Linked DNA regions of Mus musculus: region 1 is linked to region 2. A link is a loop called in an ENCODE intact Hi-C map of the cell type or tissue named here. Cell type or tissue: heart. All regions are shown on one strand. Each heading gives the region's core, and the rest is flanking DNA. Links, peaks and the distances in the headings are about the cores only. Region 1 holds the start of Vdac1 (voltage-dependent anion channel 1). Region 2 holds the start of Ppp2ca (protein phosphatase 2 (formerly 2A), catalytic subunit, alpha isoform).

The links. A loop is a pair of places that touch in the nucleus more often than their neighbours do. Peaks named below come from ENCODE experiments on the same cell type or tissue, not always from the same donor. Only the 100,000 strongest peaks of a DNase experiment are listed, where the experiment ranks them.
Region 1: it touches region 2 in a loop (2.8-fold over the local background); 1 of 42 quality-filtered maps calls a loop at or near these places.

Annotation. Positions count from the first base shown.
Region 1 is chr11:52,360,104-52,365,471 of GRCm38, reverse strand. Vdac1 (voltage-dependent anion channel 1) reads right to left here and starts at 4,621. Exons shown (of 9, transcript NM_011694.6): 1 at 4,320-4,621. In heart, for the core only: CTCF peaks have their summits at 2,533 (motif pointing left) and 4,824; DNase peaks (open chromatin) are centred at 4,641 and 5,171; H3K4me3 peaks cover 4,643 bases; H3K27ac peaks cover 3,734 bases.
Region 2 is chr11:52,096,032-52,101,399 of GRCm38, reverse strand. Ppp2ca (protein phosphatase 2 (formerly 2A), catalytic subunit, alpha isoform) reads right to left here and starts at 2,576. Exons shown (of 7, transcript NM_019411.4): 1 at 2,250-2,576. The coding sequence starts at 2,351. In heart, for the core only: no CTCF peak of the experiment used is centred there; DNase peaks (open chromatin) are centred at 2,139, 2,729 and 3,659; H3K4me3 peaks cover 3,365 bases; H3K27ac peaks cover 2,447 bases.

The DNA of each region.
Region 1 (5,368 bases), core at 278-5,277, 260 kb before region 2:
AAAGCAGGCTCAGTTCAGGAGCTTCCCTGCACCACAGACAGACATAAACACAGGCACACACAGACACACACACATCTGGCAAGGCAGTGGCCTCTGCTCTGGAAGCAGGCTGAGTTCCCAAAGCAGCTGCCTTCCCCTCCCCCTCCACAGAGTCTCACAGGGGGACAGTCTGGCTTTCCAGGCTCTGCTTCTATTTTAAAACCCTCTGGAAGCTGGGCCACCAGCAGCAGCACAGCCTTCTATAAGGCTGGGGAGGCTGTGGTTGACTCAAGGCAACCTGCCTTCTCTCCCTCACCCACCTGTGGAGAGAAGGCCATGCAGGCAGCCAGCAGCACTCCAGGGTCTAGGGTCCAGCCAGGTACACCAGGGCTCCAGGATAGCCCAGGCACCACAAGGCATAGGGGGTTGACACAGTCAGCGCTTTTTTTAAGTGCTCAGCCTTGGGAATCAAGGACATATGGGTCTATATCCTACTCCCTTTCTAAGTAAAAGACCCCAAAGTCAGTCTCTCTGACCCAATTCCCCTTGGTATACATCCCTGCGGCTGGTACATGCAGAAGCCATGAAACAAACACAAGTAGAATTCTATTAAGATGACAGATGACAGGTCAACTTATCATCTGAGATGAGCAGACAAATAAATAATAAGTTTGGTTTCTTTGGTTGGTTGGTTCTTCGTTTTTCAAGACAGGGTTTCTCTGTGTAGCCCTGGCTGTCCTGAAACTCTGTAGACCAGGCTGGTCTCAAACTCACAGAGATCTGTCTGCCTCTGTGCCCTCCCCTTGCCCCACCCCGCCAAGTACCAGGATTAAAGGTGTGCACCACCAGCCAGTTTGGTTTGGCTTTGAAACAGGATCTAATGTAGCCCACAGTGAGTCTCAAACTCACTATGTCACGGAGGATGACCTTGAACTTGATCCTCCTGCCTCCACCTCTGAGTGTGTGCCCCACCTTACTGAGTTTCTGCAGTGTTGAAGGAAGAATCCAGGGCTTTCTGCATGCTGGGCTAGCATTCTACTAAGTCCCACACAAGCCAGTCCAATAGACAGTTTCCATTGCTATATTTATGGCTAGGGAATCTAACCAAGCTCTGGTCTTGTATATCTACTATTATAATAATGGTTTCTGAGCATCTTGTCAGAAGCTCACCCTGAACCACGGGGTCCAGAGTCCTTCCCACCCATAGAGAGGTATTGTTTAGCCGGATACTGTCTGGCCAGGTCCCGGAAGGACACCTCCTATCTCACCCCAGGGCAAATGATTTCTATGAGCACCGTCCACTACAGATGGCCCACAGCAGCTACCTCTCTCCTTTCCCAACCAGTTGGTAACTTCTGCTGTGCAGAGGCACTCACACCTATGGGTTCCTCAGAACACAGCAGCAGTGCAGTGTGGGGATACTAGCGGAGGACTGGTGCCCAAGCACCAAGTATACACAGCAGGGCCGCAGAACACCAGAATGGCCAGCACTGACAGTCACAGTTCTACTGCAGACCCAGGTGATCCCAAGGCCTGAGTGGAGACAGGAAGACCAGAAGTTGACCTCTGACCTCCACATGTGCTAGCCACCTCCAAACAATTAATTTTTTTAAAAACAGAAGCCAAAATCAATCAATCAATCAATCAATCAATCCACCACATTATAACAGAGGAACTAAGACACGAGAAAGCTATTTCACCTGAGCTAGACTCTGTGGCTCTTGTCAGATCAGAACTGAGAGCCCAGGCTGCCCTCTGGAGCTTTTTCTAGCTCAGCCCTAGGTAAAGTGCTCACATGCTGTGACTTAACTGCGGGATGGAGACCCACACCCAGGTCTAGCTAAGCATGCCTCTGCCATCCTTTCAGGTACCGAAGGAACCTGGGGAAAGCGCAAAGCTACAACGACAGTACAACCTTTCCGGAATCCTAGGGGCTCAGGTCCAGCATGAGGACCGCATGGCCCCAGACAGCCCCTGTCCAAAGCCTCATTCTAGAAACCAGAAATAAAGCGAATCAGCTGTGAGCTACTACAAGTGGGGACTGGCACCTTACTCGAGCTGTCATACCCCCACACCTGTCAGAAAGGGAAGAAGCTACAGGCCCCACAGCTTTGGCCAGAATCCCATCTACCCATATCACTCTCTAGCTTTAAGCCCAGAAACACCAGTTGGACAAGTTCCCCCAGGACTTGGGAAGTTGTAGAATGCTAAAGGAGCTGTTTCTCATCTCTCATGACTACTGCTGTAGGTGAGTATGTACGATTACAGCTCTTATGACATCTATGACTCGGCTAGGACAGGATAGCTTCTAGAAGTGAGTGAGCTGTCTAGGTCATCTAATGGCTGTTTTAAGATTCCACGATTGAATGTGCACCTACCATGCCTGGGTAGTTAAGAGTGGTATGAAAGAAAAAAAAATGGAGAGAGAGCTCAGGGGTTACAAGTGCTTACTGCTGTGGCTGGAGAGATGGCTCAATGGTTAAGAGCACTGACTGCTCTTCTGAAGGTCCTGAATTCAAATCCCAGCAACCACATGGTGGCTCATAGCCATCCATAATGAGATCTGACGCCCTCTTCTGGAGTGTCTGAAGACAGCTACAGTGTACTTACATAAAATAATAAATAAATCTTAAAAAAAAAAAAAAAAAAAAAAAGAGTGCTTACTGCTGACAGCCAGGGCTATACAGAGAAGCCCTGTCTCAAAAAAACAAAACAAAACAAAAACAAAACAAACAAAAAAGTGCTTACTGCTTTTGCAGAAGACCCAGGTTCGATTCCCAGACCCACATGAGGCATCTCACACCTGCATGTATGTACATAAACTCACATAGGCACAAGCATGCACACATTAAATAGACATTTTTTAAAAATGAATTTACCCCACAGACCTTTCTTAACCACCTAATGTGTGCCAAGTGGTCCCACCCAAGTCCCTGAAGACAAGCCTGAGTTTGGCCCTTCAGTTTTGTCAGTCCCGAGAAAAGCAGGCAGGCCCTCCGCAGTTATGCCTGGCTTGCTAGTAAACAAGCCGGAGTTAAGCCCCTCACCCATATCTCTGGTCAAGGAAAGAGAAGTTTTGGACAGCACACACCTGAGCTAAGCCCACACTCTTCCTGCATTCTGGGTCTGCAGTCAGATTTAGTGCTCCAGCCTGACAGCTGTCAATCTGCAAACTGACAGTGTCTCGTGAATTATTCTCCAATGACTCAATACCTGGTGCTGCACAAATGCTTGCTTCTGACATTAGTAATAATGGCATTAAAATAATACGCCTGTATATTCATGGAGTCCCTTCCTGTACACCATGTGGAATAAAAAATAAAATAAAATAAAAGTCTGTGGAGGATGAGTTCAACCCTCCCCAAAAGCTCCTAGGTCTCCTAGGCAAATGTCAAGGTTTCTAAGGTGTCCTTGTGCATGCCCCAAGGCTTCGTGTTAATCGGATCATTTTATTCTTTCCCCCAAACTCAGTGAAGTGTATATAATTGCTCCTATTTCGCAGATGAGAAGATTGAAGTTTTAAATCTTCCTACCAGTGTGACCTTGGACAAACCGTGTAGAGTTGCGGGCCTCCAATCTGATGTCAGGCCCTGAAAACAGTTTCCAGAATGCACAGTTGCATTTGGCGACACAGAACACGGACTCCGTCCCCGAGGCCAAGGAGGCCAAGCGTATGGCTCCCTATGGGGTCTCGCTCTCAGTCCAGGCCCAGGTCCCTGTTCCTGCGGCCTAAGTCCACTCAGGGCAGCCCGTTCCGCCCGGGAAGACACTGGCATGCGCGGGAGGGACCCGGCGCCACCTACTCCGGGCGTGGGCCGGCTAGGGCGTGTAGGGGCTGGGGGATCCAGGGCATGGCCGTGCCTGGAGTTCGTCCTCTCGGCGGAGGAAGCTGGGTCTGCACAGGCCCTTGGAGCTGGTGGGGAAGGGCTTGGGCCGTGGGAGGGTCTCTACCAGATCCACACCGACGGGATCTAGAGCCAGAGGGCGCCGCCGGGAAGGTCACCTAGACCCGCGGCCCGCCGGGCCTCCACGCGGCCGCCCTTGCCCTTCCGCTCCTCGCATGTTCGAACCGCCCCTGGCTTCCAAATGCAGGTGCTCTGAACGCTCGAGCTAGAATCTGGGAGATCCGCTCTGCGCCCGCCCTCCAGGCCTCCTCTACAAGCCCGCTGCCCCTCCAGGCCCGCAATGATCGTCCCTGGTTCACCCTTCCCGGGGCCAAGCGCTTAGGCCCAGCGCCCTCGCCCGAACCTCCCTCGATCGCCTCCCTGGAGACTTCCCAGGAGCGCGACCCGAGGCCCTGGGGACTCAGGCATAGCCCAGGCCCTCTCCGCTGCGCCTACCTCGGAGGCGGTGACGGCGGGAGCAGCGGCAGCTACGGCGGGGGTTGCGGCGAGGAGGCTGGGAGCGCAGCGAACGGGCCGAGGGCGGAGCGGCGCAGATCGCGGCGGCGCGGACACGCCCCAGCTCTGCGCGCCGGACCCCGAAGCTCCGCCCTCGGCTCCACCCCGGACAGCGCCCAGACCAGTCTCGGGGTCTTCTTCCCACTCGCGAGCCGCGCTCTCGCCCTCTGCGGCTCTGTGATCATGTGTGGCCGCGCGTAAAGGCCTGCGTGCACTCTGGCACGGGGCGATAGGGAGGCGTGGGTCTGACGTGCGTGAGGTGTGTGCGTGCGCGGGGACACGCGGGTCACTGTTGCAGCCTCCAGGCTGCTGGAAGCATTTGGGAAGAGGGGGAGGGGAGCTTCCGGCACACAGAGCGGTGGCCTAGGGACCTCAGCGGATAGTGTCGCCGGAGTCGCCGAGGCTGCAAGTCACTCGGAGGCCCAGTGGGGACACTGGGCTCTGGAAGTGGCGCTGTATAGGTCAGAGCGGCTACTGTCCCCTCTGCTCCAACCTTGATTTCCGGAGCCTGCGACACGCCCGCGTGCGTCAGCGAGTCAGTTGCAAATTAAACTCTCCCGAGAGCCGGCTCCGCACTGTAAAGTTGCGTGCAATCTTCCCTAGTGTCAAAGCCTCTTTCCGCCATTTCCCAAGCATTTAAGAAATTAAAAAAGACAAAGTGGGTTTGTGAGACTGCGGAGTCTCGCTACGTGAGGTCACGCGGGTTCTGGATGTCTGCTTTCCTGCAGTGTAGAGAGGGCGGACACTTTTTCCCAGCCTGGTCTCAGCACGTGGCCTCCTGCCCTGTTGAGCGTGCCACACCAAGACTAACCAAATCAGGTTTGGAGAGTTTGTGAAATCACATGTGAGTGAAGACTTCACACCCTTTGCCTTCTACTAACAGACGTCCGAGGAGAATTCAGGCATTTGGGGTCCAGTAGAGGAGACGCCAGGTGGTTGCTCACAACCTGCTGTAGCTGAACAAGACAGCTGGGCATCCGCAGCCACTC
Region 2 (5,368 bases), core at 120-5,119:
ACCCTTACACAATTGAGAACCCCTCCCTCCCAATCTAGGGAATGGTGCCATCCACAGTGGGTGTGTCTTCCCATCTCAACATAAGGAAGATGCTCCTAAACATACTCACAAGCCAACCTGATCTGCTAGGTAGACAATTTCTGAGACTTCCTATCCAGGTAACTCTACAGCAGCAGTTCTTTTGGGGGACCAGAACGACCCTTTCACAGGGGTCACATATCAGGTATCCTGCACACTACTAGATATTTACAATTCAAAACAGCAGCAAAATTACAGTTATGAGGTAGCAACAAAATAGTTTTATGACTGGGATCACCACAACATGAGGAACTGTATTAAAGGGTCACAGCATTAGGAAGGCTGAGAACCACTGCTCTCGAGGGTCAAGTTAACAATGCCACCCTAGTCTTTCCAACTAGATTAAAAGTTCCTTGAAAATATGCATAACATATTCTTCATTGTGTTCTGGTTGCCTTCTTAAGAGCATGTAATCTTGGAGCATGTGTTAACTATTTTTAAGTACAGAAACAAGGACCAAATAAACCGTTTACCTGAAAAAGCCAGTTACAATCACTCAGTTGGGAAATGAAAAGTAATTGTGTCCAGGTCTACCGAACAGTCCAATGAGTGGTCACACAAATGACTAGTCATCCAATGTCCACATAAAGCCCTTCACTCCGAGTCAGCAATTAGAGACTGAGACCTGGCAAGATTTACTAAGTAATATTTAAAAGGCTTACTTCTAAACCTTAAAAATACCAACCTTGTTTGATGTGAGAGAAACAAAGATCAAAACACTAGAGATTCAAGTGGGGCGTGTTATAACACACAGACAGACACACATACACACACGTCATCCCAGCACCTGAGGAAGCAGAGACACAAGGAATGTCACAAGTTCAAAGTTACCCTGGCTCTACATAACCAGTACCAGGGCAGCCAGGGATACTTGGGATGGAAGGAAGGAGGGAAGGGATAAATCTACATTTGACTTAACCAAAATGGTTTTCAGCATTTTCTGAAAAATTGTGTCATCAGAAAATATTCAACCTCAAGAATCTCCTTTCTACACCAAGCCACAAAAGAATGAGCATCTTCTGTGCTCCAAAAGTTCTTCCTGCTAACACAAATTACTAACATAATCCATAATTCTGCACTAAAATTAAATGTTAAATTAACCCTGAAAAGAAAAGCTAAAATGAAGTGGAGACACATTTTTCTAATAGAAAATTGCATTAATTAAGACTTCAAGAATACAACATGAACAACTTGCTTCCCCAATTCTTGGAGAAAACCAATGGAATGAGATAACCTGAGATACCGAGTTATCACTTCAAGGAGTGGACTCAGTTCCATGTCTGAAATAGAGAAATCGGTCAACACGGGGATTTCTACTGCTGATTGTAGCCACAAAAATACAATCCAAGAAACTTTTGCAACCAGAGAGGATAAAAAATTTGACTCTCTTCCCGTTTATGTTGCTCATTCAAAAATAAATGGCTCCACGCCAAGTACGTTACACACAGAAGGGTTTCACACTACCCAATTTGAGTCAGCATATACATCATAAATTAATGTGACACTGTATTTCCAATCCCAAAGCTCTTCGTTGTAGTATGACTCACCAAATCCTCCATTTGTCCAACTAAGAAAACTTTATATTCCTCCCTTCAAACTACCACTATGACCTTCGTAGGAACTGGGTTAGCGACTCCCTTCATAATCGTTAAACACACACTTTAAACAGGGCTCCGGGGAAGCCGAGGCGTGGAGACCGACAGGAAAGCGAGGTGACCTTTCCATAGGCGCTGGGGTCTGGCCTACAAGCCCTGCTGTGGGGGACCCTGTGGGCAGCGCCCGCTCCACGAAGCAAGCCCGAGTGCAAGCGCAATGCTTTGACTCCATGAGTCCGGAACCCGTTCCCGGGCGCAAAGCCCAGCCAGTCCCTCGCCGGGCCACCGAGGGTCCCGGCCGCCCCACTTCCCAGGGTCGGGCCGGGTTCGGCCCGGAGGCTCCGAAGCCCGGAGTCCGGCGCGCGGCGCCATTTTAGGCCGCGGTGGCGGCGCCATCCAATCAGCGCGCGGGAGGCGGGGGGCGCCGGGTCCCTCGCGAGTCGCCGCAGGCAGCGCCGGGCGCCGGGCTGCTAGGTTCGGGGGTCTGGCCTCCGTGCCGCCATGTTGCACCGTCCCCGCGGCCTCCTGATAGGCGGGCCCGGGCAGAGGCCGCACCCGCGGCCGAGAGCAGCTCACCTTCTCGCAGAGGCTCTTGACCTGGGACTCGGAGAGCTGCTTGCACTCGTTCAGCTGCTCGATCCACTGGTCCAGCTCCTTGGTGAACAACTTCTCGTCCATGATGCCGCCCGCCCGAACCGGCTGCCGCTCCGCGCTGCTCCCGCGCCGCCGCCCGCACCCGGGCCACACGCACACGCCGCCGCCGCTCTCCCGGGGTGCTTTCTGCGGCCCCAGGCGGCTGCTGGGCGCTGGCGCCGGCCCGCTGGCTCGCTCCGCAGTGCTCGGCCGCCGGCCGCTGTGCCTCCTCCTCCGCTCGCCCTAGCTCGGGACTCGGCTTTCTGTAATGGCGGCCGCCCGGCGTGGTGACGTCACGCCAGCGTCAGGGAGCCGCGGGGAGGGCGACGGAGTGGGGCCGGGACCCAGAGCTGCGCACCGTGGAGCCGGGGCGCAAGCGCAGCGGAGTTGGCTGCCGAAGGAAGTGGCTTCGCTCTTGGGGCGTGGTCCTCCCGCTGGGAGGGCGGCGGGGGAAGGGAAGAAGCGAGTCCGAGCAAGCGCAGTGCTGGTTAATCCTGGCGTCCCAGGCTCCGCAGGGCGCCTGCGCGGTCTCGGCGCATGAGCAGTCCGTGTAGGCGAGGTTTTTATTCCTTGTGACCTGGTGTTTCTGGAAGGCCTCTGGGTGATACCTCTCAGATGTGGTCTGGGCTCTGCCAGCCTGATGACTAAAGGCAACCCTAAGGCGCTTAGTCCAGCAGCCCTGGGAACCACAAGGGAGTCACACACCTTTGGGGACAAGCCTAGTGGCAGGTTGCCTGGAGTGACCTTCCCCACCTCTGGCCGTTGCAGGCTCCTATAATTAGGTCATTCGTGGGCGAAGGAAGGTGTACCTGCTGGGATGTGTCGCCCGCGCACCTTACACCCCCAGCACACACCTGTCCCTGCACGAAGGCGGGGCCGAAGTGGGCCTTCGATCCTGGCCTCTTCCTAAGCCTTGCTTCCTCTCCTGTGGCCTTCAACACCTCTGGTGTGCACTTTTCTCCGAGACCTGTGCCCACTGGAAATAATCTTGTCCTACATTCTAGAGGAACAAGCCAGGGCTGTGTTCTGGTACTGGTAGAAGCAGCTACCGTGTGTTCTGTAAAGGAAGCTGATATTCTTAAGGATCAGCCTTCGACCTGGTTATAAATCTCTTCTGAGGCTTGTGAAACGTGTTCACATTGCACTGTCTGCATTCACAGAGATACTTGGCTCTACAGAGCATCAACTGTTGACCAGATCCCATGCTTAGGGGACAAAGGGGTCATGCAGACAGAAAGGGGCTACTGCCCTGGTGGAGCTTGAATGTTCCTGGCTGGAAATGAATGGAATGGATGGAAGTCATACACTGCTCCCCTCCAGAGTCTGGGAGAGAAGCCAAAGGATGGTTATCCATGAAGGTCAAGGCAAGAGCTGACCTAGCTATACTGTGGGGAACAGTCAAGCCTGTCACACACCGGAGAAGACACAGCTCAGAGCATCAGAAGACACCCTGACCCACAAGCTACAAGAGGACCTCAGTGGCCCCATCCACAAATGGCAGGGATGAAAATCCTCCTTTATCAAGGACAACCTGCTTGGCCAGGGGAACTGGCTTGACCAATTCTGCTTTCTCTAGTGGGTACCTCCCACTAGAGTTCCCGAAGAAAGTACCTGAGATCTACTCTTCTAGACGCCTCCATACATACTTGTTCTGCCAGTCCTTTCAGCTCAAATTCTGACTCTGGTTTGCAGTGAATAGCCCCCCAAAACAAACAGGAGTAAGAGTTAAGGCTACGTGAGATGACTAAATAAAGACTGTTTGGTGCCCATAGTTATAAAGCCATGTTCACTGTGCTGTCTTGTCTTATTCTTCTCCATTGCCCTGTACTCAGCAAGAACTGGTCCTGTCTTGAAGGGCAGGAAGTAGGCGGGCACACACAAAAGGGGAGGGGCTTCTTCAAGATAGTGGTCAAGACTGAGAACTTCATACTGCCAAGGTCTCAGCCAGAGTCATACAGCTACTAAACCACAGAAAGGACCAATACTCATCCCTTTGACTGCCTTTTTTCACCTGCAAAGACAATGATGATGCTAGTCTGGCAGATTGAAAAGTACTAAACGCCCACTATATATGCCAAGGTTATATAATGAAGGTTCTTCTAAAGTACTCTAGCTAGGCACTCCTTGCTGGTAGCGTTAATGTGTTATTTATTTTCTCCTGATGCAGGTTACTTGGCTCACCACCCTCACAAAATGGAGGAAAGATAGAATTACATGTACTTAAACATCCTGCCAAATAATTAGATGCTGCAACTTAACTTCTTAAGGAATGACTTCTAGGAAGCTCTCATTAGCATTCAGGCAGTGGAGTAAGGCATACCCGATCATAAACAATACAGAACTATGCTAATCAGAGTGTCTTTACCCTTACTGGAAACCAAGAATGCTCTCATACTCTGTAGAACTTCCAATATAATAAAAGGATCTGAAAGTTGGGCCTTAACTAATTTGACCCAGCTTACTCAATTTGACAGCTGATGAATACTGAGAACAAAAATTTTTAAATGGCTGGGAGTGATATCTCATGTTGGTAATGGCAGCACTAAGGTGAGGCAGGAGAATTGCTTCCATCTCAAGAGCAGCCTGGACCACAGAATGAGTCTAAGACAAAAGGAGTTAGGTTTAAAACCCTGTCTTGAAAGCCAAAAGATAACTTAAAGAGAAAAAGAATTATCCTTTTAACTTCTGGACAAACCCGAAAGGATCCTTAAGACAACTTTGAGTACCATTGCTTAGATGACGAATCTGGGTACAGTGAGTCTGTGTTGCCCAGGATGTTTAAACATAGCTATAAATAAAAACCATCTGACGATGGGGCGGGGTAGGAGGAGGGTAACCTGGAGCAAATAGCTTTATAATAGGCACTCTTAGCCAAGATATTAAATTGACATTAAACATGGAGAAGGAGTGAGCTGTACTTCGCCAGCATTCTAACTAAAATTAGTTTTGCTGTTGTTGATCCTTCTGGTTCTCTGACTTAAGCCAACTGTCACAGGAAGCAGAGGAATGTGAGAAACAGCTCTGGGGTCGATGGGCCTGGGTTTGAATCCCTGTTTTGCAGA